Regions from separate parts of the Mus musculus genome. Here region 1 is linked to region 2. The links are chromatin loops, found by intact Hi-C in ENCODE. Cell type or tissue: heart. All regions are shown on one strand. Each heading gives the region's core, and the rest is flanking DNA. Links, peaks and the distances in the headings are about the cores only.

Region 1 (5,378 bases), core at 139-5,138, 130 kb before region 2:
GCTGAGGTGAGTTTTCTGTGAAGGAAAAGGAATACATTCTTTCATTAAAGGGTTAATTATTCCTTCCATCTCTTTAACATGGTGGTAAGAGAATCTACATTTCTGATGGGTGGTCTGTTGTCCAGATACCTGGCCAACCTACCTGGAATGTTAAATCTTTATCCAGATGCAGGTTTGTTCTTTTGGGTAGGAGAAAAAATAGCTTTGCTTAGTGGGTTTTCGGGCCTATACCACATGCGGAACTCATTGGGTGTCTAGCTAGCAAGCCTCCAGGTTCCACTTTTTTCTATCTCCTAGGAATGGAATTCATATGCCACCACACCTGACTTTCATACAGCTGCTTAAGATCTGAACTCAGGGCTTCATGGTTGTGCAGCAAGGATGCTACCCATAGAGACATCTCTCATCTTTCATATCTAATATGATAAAATAAGACGGAAATGTACATCCCACACGGTACCTGGGGGGTGATGATACAGGACACATTATTGATGGGATTTCAGCATAGTGCAGCTACTTTGCAAGACTCCAGTGGTTTCTCATGGTTAAACACAAAGACATGTAATTCAGAAGAACCATTTATGGGTATCTAGGAAATGGCTTTTTAACCCCAGCCATTCACTCATATTTACATTAGTTCTTTTTACGAGCATCAGAAAGTAGAAGAAATGAAAGACAAACTGTGTTGTTCCCAATACAATGAGTTAGGCACTTTTCAGAGGAAAAGAACCATCTATTGGTACATACGTCTAGGAAGAGAAAGCAGGTAAATGGTTGTGTAGGAATTAGATAGTGAGGGTGACACAAAGGAGCAGTGTGGGGTTGTTAGGACAGCAGGGGGATTGTTTTGTGAAATGATTGGCGTTGTATGAGTTTATGCGTTTCACAAAAACTGCAGAACTACACTAGAAAGAATGAATTTTATCATGTGCGTGCACAATAATAGTTATTCTATTTGATTAATGATCTTTATCATTAAAACAGTCTATGCTTCAGAATCCAGGCTCTGGTGTGCCCTGAACGTCCCTGGAGGGCGAGAACATCTAAGTACTTCTCCATTTCATTTGACTTTGGTTGCTGTGGTTTCCTATAGTGACCTTATCTTGCTTCGTGTATTACTTGTAGCATCTCAGGCTGCTTGCCTGATGCCAGTAGCAGCAGCTCTGTCTGCAAAGAGCATGGAACTCTTCTCACGCTCTCCCAGAAGCTGGCTCATATCATGTGAAGTGCCATTCCAGGTGACCAGCCTATGTTGGAACCATTCATAAACCAGCTGCTTAAGTTCCTACTAACACCAATCGTTGTGGATAGGAAAGAGAACCGAGAGCTAGCTGCTGTCTTCCTATGCATTTGGGCGCCATTTTCAGTATGGTACCTGTTTTGGTGGTCTGGTACTAGTATCTCTGTTCTTGGCTTTGAAGAGTTTACAGTAGTCAAGTGCATCAGTCGAAAACAAATTATCATCAGGACCCTGTGGGCCTGCTCCTGATATATAGTCTCATGGAACAGATGGTTGACCAGTTGTGTGTGGCAAAAAAGCAAAGCAAAGCAAAGCAAAATAAACCATATAGATACCAATCCAAATTTAAATACTCGGGGAGAGCTTTAGGCCCTCCAAAGCTCTGGTAAGCTGTCCCTTTGGTTTGCTTGTTTGTTTGTCGTGGGGTTTTTTGTTGTTGTTTTTGTGCTTGTGTAGATTATGTAGGTAGAGCTCCCTGAGGTCCTGAGTTTGTGTTTTTCTATGTTTCTAGATTTACTGGAGATCACAGTTCTCCTGTGTCTCACATGCGTCCTCTCTACACCTCCCTGAAGCATCTGTAAACTTAGATTGATTATGAAATCCGCTTTCCCAGCAGCCTGGCAGAGGGGAATTATAACACATTGAGAGGAAACAGGTTTTTTTTTCCCCCCTTCTCTCTGGCATTTTTTTTTTCTGGAGCCATCAGCCCTTGCATTTCCCATGTTCCTAGTCTTTGTTTAATTTGCCCAGATTGTTTCTCTATTCTCCCAGTGATTTGACAGCAGAAGTAAAGGAGACGTGGAGGACTGTAACTGAACAGCCACAGGCCTGTGATAGGCCTGCCTTGTGTATGATCCCATTTCACTTTAAAAGGGTGAATTTGGTAGATAATTTTACTGCTTTGCAAATGAGGAAACTAGGTCCAGGCGAGGCTAATTGACTTGCATTCTCAACGATAGCCCATTCTCACTCCCAAATCCATTCTCTTCCTACGCCCCCAGGCTCTGGTTTGCAACAGTGTTTTCTCTCTTTATTTTTGCTTGCAAGGATGGGGGATGGTGAGTAGTCTGCTCTTCTGAGCCCTGCAGCTTCAGCTCAGACCCAGTTGCTTCCTGTTTTGCTTCTCAGCTCCCAGGAGGTTTGGCCTAATTCTATATATTTTTCAGAGCTTCTATCATATACTCCATCACTTGTTTCTTCTTCCCTCGTGATGGTGTCAGTTCCAAGGCTGACAGAGCAAGCACACAAGGTTCTCTTGTGTGAGAGATCCTGCCTCCAGTCACCAGAGGGAAATGGGAGAGCAAGGCAGAAGGCCTGACAGAGTGACTCCCAGAGGCCCAGAGGCCCAGAGGCCCAGAGGCCTTAGTCCTTGAGCACAGCTAACACACCATAGTTCCTGCAACTAGACTTGTGTGTTGTTTCTAGAGAGACTAGAAATTAGTTTCCAAACAAAACAAAACAAAACAAAACAAAACAAATGCAGCATTGAAACTACCATCCAGGACAGACTGAAGTTGATACTACCAGTGCTATTCTTTGTAGGCAGTATCATAGTTTCTGGTGACTATCCAATATTTAAGGCTTTCATTTATGAAGCGTGTCTGCCAGAGACTTCCAAAAAGAAAGATGTGTCACAGTGAAGATCATGTACCACTGAAGGGATTTGAGGAGTGGGTGCGCTGTTGCTCAGTCCTGGAAGCCAAGTCACATGTGACCATTTGAGTACTCTAAAGGAGGTTAGTTTGAATTGAGAGATGGTCATGTAAAGTCCACAGTAGATCCCAAAGCCTTGGAATCCAACAAAAACAACAAACTTCATTTTTGCACCAGTTACATGTGGATTAATTATATGAAAGTATTTGGAAATTAGTGGGTTAAATAAAATATTTTCTAGAAATTAAACCTACTTTATTTAACCTTTGTTGTTTTGTACTGCTGAAGGCTGAACCTCAGGCTTTGTCATGGTAAGTTGTTAAACCTGAAAATTGTGAGAGAAAGACCAATTGGACCGTTTTTTGAGCCAAAATTGAAAGCAAGCTTTAATTAAATACTGGTGAGGATGATGGACTCTGGCCAGATCAATTCCTAGGTTCCCAGAAAATGGCGACACATTTTGCAGAGGCTTAAAAATGTAAGCCTACATGGTCACTGTATTTCCAATCAGGCCAATCAGGGGTAAGCATCTATCCTGACCTACTTCCTGCCTATGTACCTTGTTTCGGGGAAGGAAACCCCGTGGCTTTGCTATCTCCCATAAACAACAGTCTCCAGCCTTTTCGGAAGCACCTATCTATCCTTGGGCAGGGGGTGCATACAGGGCAGGGTGACTTTGGCCTTGACAAAGGAAGTGCTCCACCATGGAGCTTTTGCCTCAGCTCTTAGCTTGTCTTCCTTGTATTTTCTAGTTTTCCCCATTGGCAAAAACCACACAGAACCGCAGTGCCATTGTGAATTGATATAACTGATGGAGCTTATCAGATTTCATAGGGTTCCGTGTGTGTTCAATATAGCTTAATTGCCTATGCAGATCCACAGGCCGCCACCACAGACAAATTCCGAGGATCTCCATTGTATAGGCTTCCTGTGCTGTTATCTCCTAAGATCAAGGGCCACGTCCTTTTCTCTGCTCTTTCTCAAGAAGAATCACTGATTTGTGCTCCATCTGGATAATCACTTCAAGTATGTCATGCATACGGAATGATGTAACGTACACCCTTTTGTGGTTAGCTTCTTTTTCAACACTCCCTTACCTCCGTCCTACTTGTTGGTCAACAGTTCTTTGTTTTAACCCTGAGTAGCATTCTGTCTTCTTTGTGTGTTTGTAATGATGACGTTGGAAAGCTTAATATTGCACATGTGACATGCATTTGATGCGTTTGTGGTCTTCCCCGTGTCTGTTGGACAGCATTGGTTTCAGAGTATTGTGATTGGAAGTCACCGAAAATGCATATTTCAATTGCATTTCCAATGATGTTCCAGCATTTCTATGTTAAATGGTATGTTTTGGTTTTGCTGATTGTTAATCAGGTTATTTGGAAATGAATAGGAATTTTTAAATAAATAGGCTATTTGGAAATGGACAAAAAGAGAATAAAATCATATCTAACCTGTAGGAGGTAGGTGTGTGTATGTGTGTGTGTATGTGTGTGTGTGTATGTGTGTGTGTATGTGTGTGTGTGTATGTGTGTGTGTATGTGTGTGTGTGTATGTGTGTGTGTGTGTATATGTGTGTGTGTATATGTGTGTGTGTATATGTGTGTGTGTGTGTGTGTGTTTCAGTAAGAAAAGGTTTAGGTTTCTGTCCACCAAAGAAACTTCATAAGGCTAGACAGCAGGAAAGGATACTTCATCCTGACTGCCAGTGGTATTCAGCAGAATAGCTTGAGACTCATTAAATGGCTCATGCATATCTTAGGTTCCCCGCACCCCCTTGGGAACTTAAGAAACTTTATTTTCAACTTAAGCTTCAAAAAGAGATCAGCTCAGTGAGCTTATAGTGGAGGCAAGAAGCGGGACACAGGGACGCTTCCGAGCAGATTAGAATGCAGTAACGGATAAAAGATAATACTATTTTCAATTAAAATTGCCCGGGGAAATTAGGTAGGCAGAGAATAATTACCTGTGTTGGCAAGAGTCCAGGCTTCTGACACTGAGAGCCTGCTGGAATCTTCTATGGGGTTCACTGAGGATCACAGGGAAGCCAGGGATATTTCATTTATATGTAATCTCAGACATATATGAATGTTGTAGCAGCTTTGTGTGGTATTTTACGTCAAATGATGTAGCTTGAGACCCTGTAAAAACAAAAGCCACAAAAAAGCAATACCACATTACACATCAGATGAAAGAGAAGTGGTTCTCACAAAATAAATTAGTTTCTGTGATTTCTGCTAATAGCTAATAAGACAGGAACTGAAACTGAATAGTAGAAAATGAAGATGCCCAACCAAGGTATAGTTCTAGCTCCCACTACTACATGCAGAGGGCCTCTGGAAGCTAACGGTCCTCGGTTACTGTCATTGAGTAGATGGTACCTACACACAGCATCGTGGGGAAAATGAGTCACCCATAGTGCATCCGCCTTGAATGCAGATGTTGTGATTCTATGTGTGTTCCCCTTCACAGCTCCTGTAGCGAC
Region 2 (5,378 bases), core at 266-5,265:
GAATGTAGAATTTGCAAGCTGAGCTTCTGAGCATGCCCATGGATAGTTATCTTGATAACATTAATTAAAATCAGGGTTCCATCTTAATTGTGGGTAGGAGCATTCCATAGGCAGGGGATCCATGGCTGAATAAAATAGAGAAAATGAACTCACCCTTAGCAACATTCATTCCCCTCAGCCTCTTTTTTTGGGGGGTGGGGTGGGTGGGGTTGGTTTGTTTTGTTGTTGTTGTTGTTGTTGTTGTTGTTGTTGTTGTTTTGTTTGTTTGTTTTTTGTTTTTCAAGATAGGGTTTCTCTGTATAGCCCTGGCTGTCCTGGAACTCACTTTGTAGACCAGGCTGGCCTCGAACTCAGAAATCCGCCTGCCTCTGCCTCCCGAGTGCTGGGATTAAAGGCGTGCACCACCATGCCCGGCTTCCCCTCAGCCTCTTATCGGGATGACCGGGCCAGCTTCTTCAATCTCATCCTACCTTGACCTCCGCACCAGGATGGAAGACAGTTTTGAGTCAGAATACACTCTTTCTCTCTTACGTTGCTCTTGTCAAGGCATTTTACGGCAGCAATAGAGAAGTAACTAAGATGCTTGGGTAGAACACCATGGCAGGAGCACATGACAGAGGAGGTTCTTCATCTCATGGTTGCAAGGAGCAGGAGAAAGATGAACAGAGAGAAGCCCAAACTAAGATGTAGCTCCCTGACTGCTTGGCTCCTACTCTTACAAGTTTCAGGATCTCTCAAATAGCATCACGGGATCAGAGAGTCAGCATCTCTGAGCCAGAATGTGGGTACTCACCAAACACCTCACTTGCTTGTATTTTGGGAGATGCACTCTTTTAGGTGCATCACACCTTTCAAATGAATCTGCACAGGCTCACACGGCAGATGTAAAGTCTAATCCAGGGGAAGACACCTAAGACTCTATTTCTAACAAGTTCCCTGGAAATATTGCTGCCCCTTGGCCAGGAATCATATGTCTGTGTGTGTGTGTGTGTGTGTGTGTGTGTGTGTGTGTGTGTGTGAGAGAGAGAGAGAGAGAGAGAGAGAGAGAGAGAGAGAGAGAGAGAGAGGGAGGGAGAAGAGAGAGAGAGAGAGAGATTGCTGAGGTTATAGTTCAGTGGTAAAGCCCTCACCTCCCATTTATGAAACCATAGGCTACACACCCTCTCCCAAAAAATTAAAAAGAAACAGATTTCTGTTCTCCATCCTCTGAGTCTCCATACCTGCAAACTGAGTCAGGAGGTTGGACATGATCACTTAGATTTAAATAATTTCCAGGTTATCTTGCTGATATTCCAGAAAGAAGGGATGGAAGGAGAGGGAAGGAGCAAGAAGGAGGAAAGGAGAGAGGGAGGAAAAGGAGGGGTGGGGGCTTTTAAGGTCTAACCCAGGCTAGCACTCCTGGCATACTTTACCTAGCAGGTCTGTGCTACTGTTGGGTGTATTTCCTTGGGAAGACTTCCACAGTGCTTGAAGCAGGGACAGAAGAATGAAGAGAAATTCTGTGAGTGGTCTCCTCAGATGAATAAGGCGATTTGGGCTAATGTCGTAGAAAGAGCTGGACTGGGATCTAGGACATGGAAAAGGAAAGAGGAAGCTAAACCACAGCCCTGGCTGAGCTGGAGCTCTGTGGATCCCTCTGACCTCGAGCTTGTAGTGATAAAGCAGTGGTTCTCAGCCTATGTGTCATGACCCTGGGGGGGGGGGTCAAACAACCCTTTCACAGGGTTGCCTACGTAAGACCATCAGAGAACACAGACATTTACATTACAATTGGTAAGAGTATGAAGTAGCAACGGAATAGTTTTATGGTTGGGGGTCATCACAGCATGAGGACCTACAGCATCAGGAGGGTTGAGAAGCATTGTTCTAAAGGAAAATTGTTGCTATAGCAACTGAGTTTCAGTTCATGTGGGTTTAGTCTAGTTTTGTTATAATTGTGTGTTTCTGCATTATCTTAATGAGGAGGGGTTCCTTTTGTTTGTGACAGTGTTTTCTAGTGTTCTACAGCAAGGAGACACATAATGAGGAAGGCCCAGACATTTGCCAGGAGCAGGATGCTTGATAACTCGGTGTCTGCATGAAGAAAATCAGGTCAAGAAGTGCTAGAAGCCAGACCCAGTGTCCCCAGGCACCTCTTAGCTTTCCACATGCCCAGACAATCCTACACAAGACTCCTCAAGGATTTTATTTTCCTGAGAAGGGATACTGGAAAAGGTCAAATCAATCTATAAAGTATAGAAAGGATTATAGAGTAAGAGAACAAAGTGGTTATCAGTGCTAATATGTGTAGTTAGTATGGTCAAGGCTTTGTCTTCAATATTCAGCACAAATAAAGTAAATAAAACTAAAATATAAAAGAAGGGTGAGACTTTACGGAAGCCACACCTCTCTGTATTCAGGTGCTGTTTTTCCTGTCATGGTGAAGTTACCTGGTACCCCTGCTGCGTGTGCCCACCGCAAGCAACTCTGAGACCCCACCAAGGCATGTCTGTTATCCAATAGCTCAAAGATACACCTCTAAGGGTGACATGCTATTAAAGTATTCAAGCTTACCTACAGCAATTCAAACAGGTGTATTTTTAAGTCACCACTTTAAAACCTGTTAATCTGGAAATAAGCAAAGGCCTGTAGCTCATACCTGGAGAAACTTTCCAGAGAAATTCTGGGACTCTACTGACACCTGCTGGCATCTCATCTCCTTAATGTTTGAAAAGAGCAACAAAACACGTCAGGCATTAATATTTCCTGTAGTTACTGGCACGCATACTATGTGTTTGGCCTGAGTCATGGCATGGACATGGAGGAGGTCTAAAGGACCTTGCCTTCCCTGACAGAGAGACAGGGAGCAAGCGATTGGGTGAAAACATCCCAACATGGGGACCTGACCCAAGACGGGCTCTGTGACTCTGGGCAAGGCCCTCAGACCTGCTTTCATCTTCATAAAAAGAACACGTCACAGCCTCCCACTCAGGGCTAAGCTATCCCTGAGGATGGTGGTGACATTTGCGATGCGTGAGTTCTGTCATGAGTGGTGATATCAAAGGTCATCACCTTTCCATTCTGATAAATAAGAGTCTTCCCCAATTCTATTAAAAAAGAAGAAGAGGAGTAGGAGGGGGAGGAGAAGAAGAAGAAGAAGGAGGAGGAGGAGGAGGAGGAGGAGGAGGCGAAGAAGAAGAAGAAGAAGAAGAAGAAGAAGAAGAAGAAGAAGAAGAAGAAGAAGAAGAAGAAGAAGAAGAAGAAGAAGAAGAAGATGATGATGATGAAGGCAGTTTAAGCCTCCTCAATACCTCCCCTCCCCCAGTATCTGGTGGTTATTTCTAGAAACAACTAAATTAGTGTGATCAAAAAACGTTGTTTCTCTGTACCGGCCACTTCTGTGCCCTAGGAAACTGTGGACTTTGTTCTATGTTTTGGAACAGATCTCAAGCCTTCAGGTTGAGAAAAATACTCCCAGTTAATGCCATCCAAATTATTTGTGCTTTTTCTGTCTGCTCCTGGGAAACTGTGTGGGCCTGTGGTTTGTTAGGCCAGTTACAGGATATTCAATAATCTCCGGGGAGCCAAGTCCATATTTAGCCCGACAGAGGAAGAGAGGTCTGGTAATGAGAAAAGAAGCAATTCTTTAAAGCTCCTGTTTCGTTTCTTGATTCTCTCTCTGTGTCCAGACCTTACCTGTTTGTTGAAGCTTTTGATGCTATTTGCAGTTCTCAGAAAACGGCCTTTGCTAGCTGCAAAAGGAAAGGTGCCTCCTGAGAGTTCTTCCGTCTTCCATCAGAAAGCTGTCAGCAACGTCTGGGACTCTCCAGGGCAATAAAAGCCATTAGCTTCACACCCAACAGAACGGCACTAGTGAGGATGTAGAAGTTAGCACCCTCATGCACTGTTGGGAGAAATGTAAGATGATGTAGCTATCACAGAAAGCAGTATGGCATTTTCTTTAAAAAGTTGAAAGGCTCCTCGTGTCGTCCTGTGACCCTTGCCTGTGGGCATTTATGCCAAGTAATTCATATCAGTTATTTACAGTATTCAAGACAAAGAAGCTCAGGTATCCATGGAGAGAAGAACGGATGGATGACCGTGGCATGCACATACAATTGAATTCTGCCTTGTAAAAGCAGAATTTGGCACATTAAATGAAAGCATAATGCCGAGAGAAATAGCCAGTCAGAACATGGAAAATCCTGTGTGATTATTCTTGTGCGAGATACTTAACATCGTTTAAAACATAGACCCAGGAAACTGACTAGCGAGGGTCAGCGGGAGAGGCACAGATGGGGATGATGAGTGCAAGGTATTGAGGATTAGCTAAAGCTCCTGAGACAGAACCATTTATGTCCTGTGTGTCTTTACCGAAATTAACAGGAGAAGACATCAAATAACAAGACCCAAACCACACTGCTATAATGCAGTTATCAGCTCAGGGCTTTCAGACATGAAATCCCTCATCTGGTAACGTGAAGCCTGGTGTTTTGGGGCAGTGCTGTGCACCAGGAGCTTCTGTGATGACAACAGTGCTTCTCCTGGGCACTCTCAGGACAGGGCCTCGAGTCCTCGTCATGGCTTTTTGTGGGGCACTTGAATGTCAACTGAGACATCCAATTTTAGACTTATTCAATTTGAATTTAAGGAATCCTATGATCAACGACAGTGACATTCACATTTATGTGACTACCCATTCCAAAATGTCTTCCTCCCCTTGGCAGTAGCTGCAAACTTAAGGAGGTAGAGTGGGCCGGGGAGGAGCCTTAGCTCTGTTTATTCCCAAGCTCCAGTTTGCTGCACAGCATGTCGCCAATGTGTCATTCCTTTGTGGCATTCATTAGCATCAGACATTGGATCCAAGAGCAGTGTTGGCTTTGGTTCATGGGCTAGCCTTTTCTAGAAAAATGCCCTTTTACAGACCCAAAGTTCTTTCCTGTCATGCGTAATCTGTCCTCACTTTTCCTTGTAAACCCGTGGAGTGGTGGTATGAACTGCAGCTGAGGTTCAGGTCCTTATACAGAAGTTCTGTGAACACATCCCTGCTTGCTCTGGGTACCGTGGCAGCAGGCAACGAATCTTTGACTTTTTAAGGCTTTGCTGGAAAAGACAAACAGGTAAACTATGTAAGCAGGCCAGATGGAGCAGCATCCTGACACTGCAGTGAAGGGCCTTGTCACATTTGTCCTCTAAACTGGAATAGGTAAACGTATCGGCATGTACTTGTACAGCATGACTTAGAGAAGGCTGAACAACTAAAATAATAAGGCTTATATTGAAACAGGCTGCAAGTGGGAAGCTTAGGAAGCCAGCCAGTCTTTCATGGCATTGTCATGCCACATTTAACTTAATGGGAAAAATGAAACCTGCAGAATAAAATACAACCGTGTAAAATA

Evidence for each region. A loop is a pair of places that touch in the nucleus more often than their neighbours do. Peaks named below come from ENCODE experiments on the same cell type or tissue, not always from the same donor. Only the 100,000 strongest peaks of a DNase experiment are listed, where the experiment ranks them.
Region 1: it touches region 2 in a loop (2.3-fold over the local background); 1 of 42 quality-filtered maps calls a loop at or near these places.

What each region holds. Positions count from the first base shown.
Region 1 is chr2:135,795,794-135,801,171 of GRCm38, forward strand. The region is part of intron 2 of Plcb4 (phospholipase C, beta 4); the gene reads left to right. Among named protein-coding and RNA genes, the nearest start is that of Gm14210, 15 kb to the right of the region's middle. In heart, for the core only: a CTCF peak has its summit at 2,509 (motif pointing right); DNase peaks (open chromatin) are centred at 2,468 and 3,778; H3K27ac peaks cover 861 bases.
Region 2 is chr2:135,924,389-135,929,766 of GRCm38, forward strand. The region is part of intron 7 of Plcb4 (phospholipase C, beta 4); the gene reads left to right. Among named protein-coding and RNA genes, the nearest start is that of Gm14210, 110 kb to the left of the region's middle. In heart, for the core only: a CTCF peak has its summit at 2,696 (motif pointing left); a DNase peak (open chromatin) is centred at 2,843.